Linked DNA regions of Homo sapiens: region 2 is linked to region 1. Evidence: chromatin contacts called from ENCODE Hi-C or POLR2A ChIA-PET data. All regions are on one chromosome and are shown on one strand. The core of a region is the stretch at or near the end of the contact, and the rest is flanking DNA. Distances in the headings are between cores, read along the strand shown. Region 1 holds the start of PPP4R3A (protein phosphatase 4 regulatory subunit 3A). Region 2 overlaps TC2N (tandem C2 domains, nuclear).

Region 1 (7,046 bases), core at 2,135-4,634:
CCTGCTAGATAAAAATTAAAGTCATTTTGTTTTAGTCATTTAACCTCCAACCTGCAAAATGGAGGAAGAGAGATTTGTGGCTATTTCCAAAATGGTAAAAATATAAATGGAGGTTCGGCGCAGTGGCTCACGCCTGTAATCCTAGCACTTTGGGAGGCCGAGGCGGGTGGATCACCTGAGGTACAGAGTTCGAGACCAGACTGGCCAAAATGTTGAAACCCCGTCTCTACTAAAAATACAAAAAAATTAGCCAGGCATAGTGGCACATGCCCATAGTCCCAGCTACTAAGGAGGCTGAGGTAGGAGAATTGCTTGAACTCAGGAGATGGAGGTTGCAGTGAGCCACGATGGTGCCATTGCACTCCAGCCTGGGAGACAAGAGCAAAACCCAATCTCAAAAAAAAAATCTATACATATTATATATACTATATAGTATATATACTATAATTATATATACTATATAGTATATGTACTATAATTATATATACTATATAATATATATACTATAATTATATATACTATATAGTATATATACTATAATTATATATACTATAGTTATATATACTATATAGAATATATGCTATAATTATATATACTATAGTTATATATACTATATATTATATATAGTTATATATACTATATATTATACATACTATAGTTATATATACATGTTATACATACTATAGTTATATATACTATTATATATACTATAATAATATATACACGGAAAAAAATTGCTTATATTAATTATGCAGAAAAGCATACTTCTGATAGTACGACATTAAACTTTTATACTTAAAAATATCTTAAAGGATTTTTTGTATAATGAATCAAATTAAACACATGATGTGAAGGTTATATGTATTATTTTTAATATGGATTTCAATAAATTGATCTCAAATCTACATATGCTTTCAGCTGGGATGGGGGTCATGCCTGTAATCCTAATACTCCGGGAGGCCGAGGCGGGTGGACTGCGTGAGGTCAGGAGTTTGAGACCAGCCTTGGCAACAGGGCAAAATCCTGTTTTTATTTTTTTGAAAGTAAAAAATTAAAAAGAAATCTACGGATACTTTCATCTCATAAGAAGCTGATACAAAAAGTCCATACCTTCCAACATACTATGTAAAGTTTTCCAAATGTGTGAAAGATCTAGAGTAGGTTATTATGTGAGTCACATACAAAATTACACTAACACTTGACATTCAAATTGTATTTTAAGAAGCCAATAACTCAGGCCCAGAAAAATACACCCAACATTCAAAAATTTTTAAATGCCTCCAAAAGAAAATAATTTCTCTCCAGATTTAAGTTACTTTGGGTAACCTTATAACCTGTGGGCAATATACTCCAGATTACCACTTTCAATTTAAATAGAACATCAATATTCCCAGAGTCTTCAATTACAGAAGGGCTAGTCTTGTTGGTTTTTCATGGAATTGGAGTTCTGGGGAGAGTCCAATTGAAGAAAATTCCTTGAAATTAGTTTGCAATAATTCAGATACAGAATCGCTACAATCATAATAAACTGGCATCGTTAGCAACTGCAAAATATAAACTAATGTACAAAAAGAAGTGGAAGATAACTTACTTTCACGTTTGGAAGTAACAATTTGAGAATAGTTTTACCCCACTTGAGTATTTTAAGTGAAATTCACTGTATATCGCCAAAAACAGTGGCAATCCCTACAGAGAATAAGCCTTTTAAAATATGAAACAGCACATGTGGAAAAAAGAAAAAACGTGAAACACTTATTTTCAAACAACTTAGTCTTTGAACCTTGAGGGCTGTTTCAAAATTTGTGAAGCATAAACACTAGGGAAGATCCGAAAGGTTTTAAAAATTATCTGCCAACTTCTCTGCACCTGTTAACCAAATTATGAACACCCATTTAAGCAATCAAAAAAAGCTCATATGATTCCAACTTTGCAAGATGTTTATATAGTAAGCTACACACAAAATTCTGCATTACTATAAAAAAGACAACCAACACTGGTGAACGAAAATCTTCGCAAGGGAAAGCGTTTTCTCTTAGTGTAGAGTTGCCAGATACAGTGTTGCCAAGCTTCAACACGATCAGAAACATGTAGCAAAAAGATGTTTAAAAAGAAAAACAAAAAAAGCACAGCAAAACGTTCTTCAAAGTGTGAAAGGTCCAAGAACTTTCTTAGCTCCAAGCAAAGTTTCATGCCTGCTTTACAGATGGGTGAACTAAGGCAGCAGATCGGATTAATCAGTGTCTTTCTCAAGGTCACTCTAGTGCAAAAGAACAGCACACTCCGGACTCCCTATCTCAGGTCCTCGACCTCTCCACACTCCAGGGCGGCACAGCTCAAACACGCTTGGCTCTCCTCGTACCCAAAATGCCACCAGGCACTCAGAGAAAGGAAACATTTCAAGCGCTCTCCGGGGAGCTCCCGCAAGACTGGGGTACCTGGGGCCCGTCCTCCCCCGAGGTGGCCGCCCTCCCCAGCCGTCCCTCTGTTCTCGTGGAGCGAGCGCCATGCCCCGCAAGAACCAGGGAGGCGGCCCAGGGCCGTGGGGGCTGCGAGGGTCCCGCCGCGCGGGGCTTCACTTACCGTCGCTCTCAGCCCTGACAAGCAGGGACATGCCCTTCAGCCGCTCCACGTAGCCAGACGACACATGCCCGGTGCCCCGGTCGTCCCACTGCCGGTCCTCGTTGAGCGTGTACACCTTCACCCGCCGCCGGGTGTCGGTCATCGTGCCGCCCGGGAACCGGGGCGGGGGCCCCGCCAGTAGACGCCCAGGAAAGGGGCCCTGGAGAGGCGAGGGGCGAGGCGTGAGGGCGCCCGCGAGCGGAGGGCTCCCCGGCCTCACTGCCGCCGCTGGGCGCCGCGGGGCCGCGCCGCCGCCTGCATGGCCCGCTCCAGGGACCGAGCTCTGGGCCGCCGCCTTTCCTCGCCTCCGGCTCCCCGGCGCTATTGTCCAGGCCTGGCGAGCCCGGCGCCCGGCAGCCCCGAGGGGGCCGCGCAGCGCTTCGTAGCCTCCCGCCCCGCAGCGCTAGGAACTCGGGGCTCCCGTCACTGCCCTGCTCCCGCCTCCGCCATGATCTCCGCGAAGCAGCTTCCCGCGCCGCCGCCGCCTCCTCAGGCCGCCGCCGCCGCCGCCATATTTTCCTTCCTTATACCTGGCCCTGCCACCGCGGCCAGTGGCTCCCTTCCGCTCCCCCTGTTTTAAACGTCAGAAGCCGACAGGCGCCTGATCCTGCTGCAACTGCTACCACTGCCCGGGAGACTCTGAGGGCCCCCGGCCGCCCAAGCGACCCGGACTAGTGGAAGTCGGTTTCCCTCCGCCGCCGTCTCTTCCGTCTTCCTCACACAGCCAAAACCGCCGCCATCTTGGTTCGCCCCTCAAAAGCGGCGCGCGGGGCCACCCAGGGAGCAGCTGCAGGGGCGGCTCGTAGCCCCACCATTTAAAGAGACAGCAGCGAGACCGGGAGCCTTACTGCGGCGGAGGCTTCCGACGGAGGCGGGAGGCGGGCGCGGAGTTGCCGAGGTGGCGGGAGCGCAGGGAGCGGAGGAGGCGGGACGCAGATTGCGCCGGTGACAGCCCGAGGCTCCCTCCCGCCTCCTTGCACGCACCGTCGTGCGAGCGCTGGGCGGTGTGTGCGTCCGTCGCGCCCTGTGTTCGTCATCAGCCCCGCTCCAGGATGCACGAGGGGCGTGGATACGTTTGCGGCCTCTGCCCGCGGGCCCCGGCGCTTCGGCCTCGCCTCCGCCCGCCGCCACCTTCCCTTGTTCCTGCCCCGTCCCTGCCTCTGCCCCTGCCCCTGGCCTGCGGACGCCGGGCAGCGTGGGCCTGGGCCCCTACCCGCTTCCGAGAGCGTTTTCCCGGGGCCGCCTTTATGGCTGAGTCGGGCGCTCGGGACCCACCCGGCGCCTTGCGGACTTGAGGGAATGAAATGGAAACGCTTCCGGGGAAGGTCGCGGGTGTGGGCGCCTAGGTCGGCGCAGCCTTGGGAGCCGCCGTGGGTCGCGGACTGGCGTGGCCAGTGTGGAAACTTGGGACTGTTTGCGATTTCTGGGCGTGGGACCGAGTTCCAAGTGACAATTCTAAAACTTCACCTTACAGCCTAGGCAAGCCCCAAGTGCTCCATTCCTTCATCCCTATCAGAACTGTCTGCCAGCCTTTCTTGTCGGAAAAGGAACTTAAGGCGCTCACAAAAACAAATGCGACACTGTGTAATCGGGAGGAGTAATTCTCAGCATTAGGTAGTCCTGTGTTTTGAAGACCTACTTGATGTCAAGTATTGTTGATCTTCACAAAGGAATATCATTCTCGTTCCTATCATGCAGCTCATATGCCACCATTTTGGTGGCTTTTACCATTTGCCAGGCCTTGCCAGGTCGGGCTTGTCCGCTCGGAATATAATGCAGCCACACACATAACTTTAAATTTTGCAGTAGCCACAAAAAGTACGAAGAAACTGGTGAAATTAGTGTTAACGTTTTAGTGCGGTATTTTCAAAAGTTATTTCAATAATCAAATTACTAATGAGATATACGTACAATGTCTTAAAAATGTGATATATTTTGTCCTTCCAGCAAGTCTCTGTTGGGATACTAAATTTTCATCAGAAATATCTACGTTTAGATTTTATTGAAAAAAAATTTTTTTTGAGACAGGGTCTCTCTGTCACCCATCCTGAAGTGCAGTGGCTCAGTCTCAGCTCACTGCAGCTTCAACCTCCTGGGCTGAAGCGATTCTCCCATCTCAGCCTCCCAAGTAGCTGGGACCACAGGTGCGCAGCACCACTGCCAGTTAATTAATTAAATTTGTTATTATTTTTTTTTTTCGGTAGAGACGGGTTTCACTGTTGCCCGGGCTGGTAGAGTTTATTAAATTTACAGTTGAAAATGTAGATTCACATATTCTGTTATTCCAATCATACTTAAAAGTTTTCCAAAAGCTGAATCAAGTATCAGTTTTTAAATTTAGCTGGGCGCGGTGGCTCACGTGGTCAAGGAGTTCAAGACCAGCCTGGCCAACATAGTGAAACCCCGTCTTCACCAAAAATACAAAAAAATTAGCCGGTCATGGTGGTGTGCGCCTGTAGTCCCAGTTACTCGGGAAGCTGAGGCAGGAGAATCCTTGAACCCGGGAGGCGGAGGTTGCAGTAAGCTGAGATTGTGCCACTGCATTCCAGCCTGGGCAACAAAGCGAGACTCTGTCTCAAAAAATAAAATAAAATAACAATTTAAATTTAAAAATTAAGTAAAATGAAAAATTCAGCTTGTGAGTTGCACTAGCCAAAATTTGAAGGCCTGGTAGCCACATGTGGCTAGTGGCTAGTTTTGGAAGGTTCGAGTGCTTGACATTGCCAGGAATCTTTTAAACTTGCAATGTGGCCGGGCGCAGTGGCTCACACCTGTAATCCCAGCACCTTGGGAGGCTGAGGCAGGCGGACTGCTTGAGGCCAGGAGTTCGAGACCAGCCTGGCCAACATGGCAAAACCCTGACTCTACTAAAAATACAGAAATTAGCCAGGTATGGTGGTGTGCGCTTGTAGTCCCAGCTACTTGACTGTCTGAGGCACGAGAATCCGCTTGAACCTGTGGAGGCGGTGAGTGCAGTGAGCCGAGATTGTACCACTGCACTCCAACCTGGGTGTCAGAGCAAGACTCTGTCTTAAAAAAAAAAAAGAAAAGAAAAAGAAGAAACCTGTAAAGTAACTGGTGTTACACCCATCTATTAGGAAGGAAGCTAATAGCATGAACAGGGCTGAGGGGTTTCTGGGATACAGGACTTTCAGTTTTAAAATCCTTTAGAAGTTGGGACCTTCCTCCCCAACAACTTAAAATATAAACAGGGCGCGGTGGCTCACGGCTGTAATCCCAGCACTTTGGGAAGCCGAGGCTGGCGGATCACGAGGTCAGGAATTCGAGACCAGCCTGGCCAACATGGTGAAACCCCCGTCTCTACTAAAAATACAAAAATTAGCAGGGCACGGTGGCGCGTGCCTGTAATGCCAGCTACTCGGGAGGCTGAGGCAGGAGAATTGCTTGAACCCGGGAGGCAGAGGTTGCAGTGAGCCGAAATTGCACCATTGCACTCCAGCCTGGGCAACAAGAGGGAAACTCTGTCTCAAAAAAACAAACCAAAAAAAAAACGATAGAAACGAGTGCTTGCAAAGACCAGTCGGAAACTCATTGTTCACAAACAAAACTGGAAAATTATGAAAACAAAGCAGTCGCTTTTTCTTTAAAAAAAAAAAAGGCAACAATTTATTTACGTATTTTGAGGTGGAGTCTCCTTCTGTCACCCAGGCTGGAGTGCAGTGGCACGATCTCAGCTCACTGCAACCTCTGCCTCCTGGGTTCAAGTGATTCTCCTGCCTCAGCCTCCCAAGTAGCTGGGATTACAGGTGCCTGCCACCACGTCCAGCTAATTTTTGGTATTTTTAGTGGAGACGGGGTTTCACCATGTTGGCCAGGCTGGTCTCGAACTCCTGACCTCAAGTGATCCATCTGCCTCAGCCTCCCAAAGTGCTGGGATTACAGGTGTGAACCACCACGCCTGGCCAACAATTTCAAGTATTAGGGCATGAGAGCAATTTTGTCAATTTTTGATGCAATGAAGACATCAGTAAATTTATTCATATGCTAATACTTATTTGATCCCCAAACCAAACATGAAATACTTTGTAGAAAATAATAAAGTAAATTAAAAAGAAATTATTTAGTATATGGAATAAGGTTAAAAATTATAGTTTATGGAACATACCATAAAATATTAGATTTAAATGAAATTTAATACAATACAATCTTAACAGTTCTATGAGTCTAGATTCTACCAGAGAAACAACCAGTAGAATACATCTACACAAGGATGGAGAGAGTTATCTCAAGAAATTTGTTTGCATGATAGTGCAGTCTGGCTAGGCAAGTCTAAAGTATGTAGGACAGGTTAGCAGCAGAGGGGAAGCTCTGAGGCAGGAGCTGACACTGCAGTCAACAAATTCTTCCTTGGAGAAATATATTTGCTCCTTTTTTTTTTTCTTTTGAGACAGAGTCTCACTCTGTCG
Region 2 (7,046 bases), core at 1,382-3,881, 310 kb after region 1:
TAGAGCAAATAAAGGAAGTCTATTTTACATTTACCAGGAAATTAAATTGTATAAGAACTTCATGTCCAATTTCCTATTGTCCTTGGTCTCAGTGCCTTTGTTCTAAATGCACTGCCTTCATTTATGCCTACTTAAACTCCATACGTTTTTCACAGGAGGTTTTAAACATATGCGAAGAAGTATAACAAAACCCTAATCACTCAGATTAAAATAATTATCAACTCATGGCAAATCTTATTTCATCTCTGCCTCCCCATATACCCTGTCCTTTGGATTATTTTGAAATAAATTCTAATCATATAATTTCATCCATAAACACATAAATAATGATCTCCAAAAGATGTGGCAAAGGACTTAGGAGTTAACTTCAAGGGGCTCTCACTGGCTGAAGGTGAATCATTTCAAGTATTAATACAAACAGTATCTGTAATGAATGGTAACATATCAAACATTTCTAAAATGTTGCTCTTTTTAAACATAACCATAATAGTATTATCATGTGTAAAATAATTAATGTCATCAACTACTTGTTCACTGTTCAAATTTCCCCTATGGTCTCAATTTGTATAGTTGTTTTGTTGAAATTCAGATCAAATTTTAAATTGTTTCATCTTTTGTTATTAGAAGTAGTGCCACAGTAGCTTTGTGCACACATATTTCTCAGATATTTCTCAGTATATATCTGTAAGATAGATTCCTAGAGATAAGACTATGGGGCCAAAAGGTGTATATGTGTAATTTTGCTTGTATTGCCAAAATTCTCTCTGAAGCACACCATTTTGCATTCCCAATAGCAATATGTAAGAGTACCTTTTTCTGTTACCAACAAAATACACTGTCAAACTGATGCTTAATACCATGGACTTTTGCCAGTGTGATAGGAAAGAAATGATATACTGTGTTGTTTTAATTTATATCTCTCTTATTATAAGTGATGTTGAGCTTCTTGTCATATAAGATTAATCTGTAATTGTTTATATGAATTCTATTCACTGTCTCCTGCCGACATTTTCATAAAGCTGTTGGTCTTTTTCTTCTCCAGTTTTTGAAGCTCTTTAGATATTTGAGAGATTAACACTTTGTCCATTATACAAGTGGCAAACATCCTTCTGGTTTGTCATTTATCTTTTTACTTTGATTATGGTGTTTCTGCTATGCCAAAGTGTGTGTGTTATACAAATCATAAAATAATTTACCCATGTTTTCTTCCAGTACTTAGTACAGTATTATTTTCTATACTGACATCCTGTTATACAGTATGAGAAATGGATTCAAACTTTCCTCTTCCCAATTCGCTATCTCATTAGCACAAACACCACATATTAAAAATTCCATATTTTCTCCACTTACAGGATGCTCCCTTTAGTACACATTAAATTTCCATATGCAATTGGGTTTATTGTGTATTTTCTATTCTCTTCAATTGTTCTGTCTATTCCTGTACCAATGGTATATCATTTTAATCTTAAATTCTTATATCATGTTATAACATGTAGCAAGACAAGTCATCTTTACCCCTCTTCACTTTCTGCATTTTCTTAGCTATTCTTGCTTGTCTGTTCTCGAAAATGAACTTTATAATCTGTCTAGCCCTAGGAGGAAAAATCTGATGGTACTTTCATCAGGATCATATTAAACTTCTAAATTATTTTTTTAAAACTGACATCTCTAAGAATATTGAGTCTTCCTACACAGAACATAGTATATCTTTATATTTGTTCAAGTTTATGCTTATACCTTTAGGAGTTTTTAGAGTTCTCATAAAAATTCTGAAGATTTCTCATTAAGTGTATGCCTGTATAATTTGCTTGGCTATCATAAATGGTATCTTCTCTTCCATTACATCTTGTGACTATTTCCATTTTTAAAATGTATGCGTTTTCAAAGGCCCTGTTCAGCCCCAGCATATCAGAGTAAAATACTCCGTAACCACCCAAATCAAACGAATAGTCTCTCATCTCTAAATGTCTAGTGTCTTTAAAAAAAAAAAGTTTAACATTTTTCTTAACATTTTATGAGATCTTGTTCTGTCTCCCCTGTTAGAACATAAACTGCTCAAAAACAATATTGTACTCACTTTCTGCTTAGCACTCAGCACACTACATGATGCTGGGAATATAATTGGAACTCAGCAAATACCTAGTTGATAGATAAGGAAACAAAGTACAACTATCTCCCATAAAAACTAAGAATATATTCATCAAACCACATCTCTGACCCCAATCAGTTTGCAAATATTTAACATTAACCATGACAGGAATGTGGTAGAATTGGTTAAAAATGACTGCTACTTCAGGGGGAAAAGTCCTCAACATTGATGGCCTTGAGTCATCCAAAATGAGTTGGGGAAGATGGAGGAAGGTAGTAGAAAGAGAGAAAAGTTTATATGAATGAAATGTGAAATCTAATTAAAATGAACACCCAGTAATACACTACAGGAAAGACAGTTAAAAAACACATGGATATTTTACTTTTGTACAAAATAGAGTAACAGAGACAGATTTATCCTACCACCTGAAAAGCAAATAAAATATATGGAACAGCAATTTTCAAGACACTGGCTATCAGACAGCAAAGAACTGAGAAATAGGAACTAAATGAGGTAAGCCTTCCACCTTACTCCCTTGAGGGAGTTTCCAGGCCATGGGAAATTACCCAAGCAAAGCCGAGAAGATTTTCTGAAATGAAGAGACAAAGCTGAAAGTATGTGGAGAATAAGGCAGCGAGAGTTTGCATAACAGACTACTGTAGAATAAAGAGGTACATACAGAGAACAATGGAGATCAGCAGAGGGTCCCACTCAAGTATTCAACAGAGTACTGATCAGCACACACACAAAAAAAGGAAGCTACACAAGACTGCGGGAAAAAAACACCAGAAAAATTTACAAAAACTATACATAACTGGTATTCACCAAGGTCAGGAGTGATGCTTGTCCCCACAAATCAGACTGGAAAAGGGATCAAATTGTTTACACAAAACTTAACTGTGTCCCAAAGCAAATTTACAGAAATCCAAAAATATCCAGCATTCAAGGTAAAACTCACAATGTCTGGTATTCAATTAAAAAAAGTACCAGGTATACAAGGAAGCAAAAAAATATATAGAACCCATAATGAAGAGGAAAAAAAAATCAATCAATTAGAAACAACCTAAAATTGAGACAAGGCAGTTGAGGACACTAAAATAGTTATAGCTGGACTCAATATGTTCAAAAGGTTAAGTAGAGATATGGACGATATTAAAAAGACCCAAATCCAATTTCTAGAGATGAAAACTATAATGTCTGAGATGGAAAATATACTGGATGGGATTAATACCAGATTGGATATTGCAAAAGAAAATATTAATGAACTTGAAGGCATAGTAAGATAAACTAACTAAAATGAGACACAGAGAAAAGACTAACATCAAAATGATAAAAAGCATCTGTGACTCATGGGACAATTTCAAGTGACCCAAAATACATGTATTTGGAGTCCACAAAGAAGACTGGGGATAGGGGGGAGGGCATATTTGAAGAAATAATGGCCAAAATTTTCCAAACTTGATAACTACAAACCACAGATCTAAGAACCTCCGCCAACACTAAGGTCAGGAAACATGAAGAAAACTACACCAATGCACACCACGCCATAATAACATCATTCAAAAACAGTGATGGGAAAATCTTAAAAGCACCCAGAGAAAAAAGACATGTTATGTACATCAAAGCAAAGATTAAGAATAGCAGCATATAGTTGAGCATGGTGGTGTGTGCTTGTAATCCCAGCTACTCGGGAGGCTGAGGCATAAGAATCACTTGAATCTGGGAGGCAGAGGCTGCAATAAGCTGAGATCATGCCACTGCACTCCAGCCTGGGTGACACAGAGAGACTCTGTCTCAAAAAATTAATTAATTAATTAAAAAGGATAGTAGCATAGCTCTCAATGGAAACAAAACAAAAACAGTAGAGCAAGATCTTTAATGTACTGAAAGAAAAAAACCCATCAACCTAGAATTTGACACTCAGAGAAAATCTTTCAAAAATGTAGGTGACATAAAGACTTCTTCAGACATACAAAAGTTGAAAGAACATATTACCAACAGAGCTACACCACAAGAAGTGTTAAATGATGTCCTTCAGGCCAAAGGATAATATCTGATAGAAATATGAATCTACACAAAGGAATAAAGTGCACCATAAGTATAAATACATGATTTATTATTATTGGGATTTCTTTACAAGTTTATTAAAGCTTAGACAAAAAAATTATACTGAGACAAAAGGTTTGTAACATATGTAAAACTAAAATGTATTACATCAATAGCACAAAGGCCGGGGGAGAAATAAAAGTAAAAATGTAAATAATTATAGTATATGTGATGTGGTATCATATCATTTGAGGACTGACTGTAGAAAGTTAAAGATATATACTATAAACCCTAACACAACCACTAAAATAAGAAAACAGAGTTACAGCTTATAAGCCAACAAAGGAGATAAAATGGAATAATTTTAAAATACTCAATTAATAAAAGAAAGCAGAAAAAGAAAGGGGGAACAAAGAACAGATAGGATGAGTAGAAAACAAATAGCAAGATGATAGATTTGAACTTAATTATATCAAGAATCACAAGTGTGAATACTTTAAAATATGCCAATTAAAAGGCAGAAATTGCCAGACTGGATAAAGAAGTATGATACAAGTATATGCTGCCTACAAGAAACATTTTAAATACAAATAAGTTAAAAATAAAAGGATGGATACCCCTTGAGAACATACACCCAAAATCCTCAATGAAATACTGGCAAGCCAAATCCAGAAACGTATAAAAGATTTATGTATCATAACCAAGCAAGATTTATCCCAGGATTGCAAGATTAGTTTAACATCTGATAATCAATTCATGTAATGCATCATATTAACAGAATAAAGGACAAAAACTATAGGATAATCTCAATAGATACAAAAATTTGACAAAATCCAATATTCGTGATAAAAATACTGAGAATAGAAGAGAATCTTTCAACATAATAATAAACAGCATCTATGAAAAAATCTATAGTTAACATCACAGGAACTGGTGAAAGATTGAAAGTCTCCCTCTAAAGCCAGGAAAAAAAAAAAAGATTTCTACTCTCTCTACCTTTATTCAACACTATATTTGAGATTCTAGCTAAGCCAATTAGGCTAAAAATATTTTGTCAAAGGCATTCATCTTGGAAATCAAGAAGTAAAACACTCTTCATTCACAGACAACAAGATCTTGTAAATAAAAAAAAAAAATCTAAGAAATTCACTAACAAACTTACCAGAAGTTCACTAAGGTTGCAAGATATAAGAGAAATATACAAAAGTTAATTGCATTTCTATATACTAACCATGAACACTCCAAAAATGAAATAGAAAACAATTCCATTCATAATAACATTTTTAAAAACTTAAAATACAAATACTTTAAGAAATGAAGTACAAGACTTATACACTGCAAACCACAAGACATTACTGAAAGATATTAAAGAAGAGCTCAATACTTGTGAAGATATCCCATGTTCATGGATTGGAAGATGTAATATCATTAAAATGGTAATATTATTAATATTGCTAAGGTGGCAATACTCCCCAAATTGATCTACAGATTCAACACAATCTCTACCAAAATCCCTTCCAGCTTTTTTACAGAAATTGACAAGCTGATCCTAAAACTCATATGGGAACGTAAAGGGTGCAGAATAGCCAAAACAATCTTGGGGAAAAAAAAAGAACAAAGTGGAAAGACTAACTTCAAAATTTACTACAAAACTAGTCATCAGGACAATATAATATTAGTATAAGGACAGATAAATAAATCAATAGAATTAAATTCAGAGCCCAGAAATACACCCTTACATTTATAGTCAATTGATGTTTAACAAAGGTGCCAAGAAATTTTAAAGGGAAAGAAATAGTGTTTTCAACAAATGGTGCTAGGACACTGAATATCAATATTTATATCCACATTATATCCACATGCCCTTCCCACAAAAAAAAAAATTGGATCCCTGCCTCCCACCATATACAAAAACTAACTCAAAACTGATTATGCACCTATATGTAAGAGTTAAAACTTCAAAACTCTTAGAAGAAAACATAGGAGTAAATCTTTGTAAACTTGGGTTAGGCAGTAATTTCTTAGACACAACACCAAAAGCACACATGATCAAAGAAAAATTTGATGTACTAGATTTAATTGAAATTAAAAACTTTGTGCTTTAAAAGACACCATTAACAAAGTGAAAAGACCACTCGGAGACTGAGAGAAGATATTTGCATATCACACATCCAATAAAATATGGATTATATCCAGCATATATAAAAAACTATTACAACTTAATAATAAAAAGAAAAATAACCCAATTAAAAAATAGGCAAAAGATTTGAAAAGACACTTCTCCAAAAAAATCTACAAGTGGCCAAAAAGCACATGAAAACATGCTCAACACAGTTAGTGATTAGGAAAATGCAAATTAAAACTATAAAAAGACAACAATATACATTGATTAAAAAGGATAAAATTACAAAGATTGACCATTCCAAATGTTTATGATATGTGACAAGTAGTATTCTCCTATTCTACTGGTGGGACTGTAAAATGGCATGACCACTTTAGAAAACAGTTTGACAAGTTTCTAAAGTTGAACATATACCTGCTACATGATCCAGACATGCCATTACTACATATTTACTTAAGAAAAAAGCAATCACATGTTTACACAAAGAGTTGTACACTGGTGTTCATAGCAAATCTATTCAAAATAGCCAAAAATTGAAAACTATCAAGTATCTATCAACAGATTAATCCATTTAGAAAACAAACTGTGGCTCAATGGAACACTACTCAGAAATAAAGAAGTAAGCTGGTTAAACATGCAACAATATGGATGAATCTCAAAATAATTATGCTGGGCAAAAGAATGCCAACAAAAAGAGTATGTGCCATACAGATATGTGCCATATTCTCTTGCATTTGCTTTATTAATAACAAAGTCATATTTCAGTTCTTATTTTGTCTTTAATTTGGC

Evidence for each region. A loop is a pair of places that touch in the nucleus more often than their neighbours do. ChIA-PET counts read pairs that join two places held with the same protein, here RNA polymerase II (POLR2A). Pooled maps may share reads with other maps.
Region 2: a loop to region 1 is called in a pooled map, with 4 times the contacts of the local background. The contact joins the enhancer-like site here to the promoter of PPP4R3A in region 1. A Hi-C loop is called at or near these places in 2 of 50 pooled maps. POLR2A ChIA-PET finds 5 or more read pairs at or near these places in 3 of 52 experiments (activated CD4-positive, alpha-beta T cell, activated CD8-positive, alpha-beta memory T cell and activated T-cell).

The regions. Positions count from the first base shown.
Region 1 is chr14:91,506,926-91,513,971 of GRCh38, forward strand. It overlaps PPP4R3A (protein phosphatase 4 regulatory subunit 3A), which reads right to left and starts at 3,385. Exons shown (of 15, transcript NM_001366432.2): 1 at 2,581-3,385. The coding sequence starts at 2,722. RefSeq lists enhancers at 1,985-2,636, 2,637-3,287, 3,105-3,384 and silencers at 2,395-2,444, 2,695-2,754, 2,765-2,864, 3,445-3,644.
Region 2 is chr14:91,815,445-91,822,490 of GRCh38, forward strand. The region is part of intron 1 of TC2N (tandem C2 domains, nuclear); the gene reads right to left. Among named protein-coding and RNA genes, the nearest start is that of TC2N, 49 kb to the right of the region's middle. Within about 2 kb of position 2,632, at least 2 of the 41 ENCODE cell types and tissues checked have a DNase peak (open chromatin) inside an H3K27ac peak, as active enhancers do.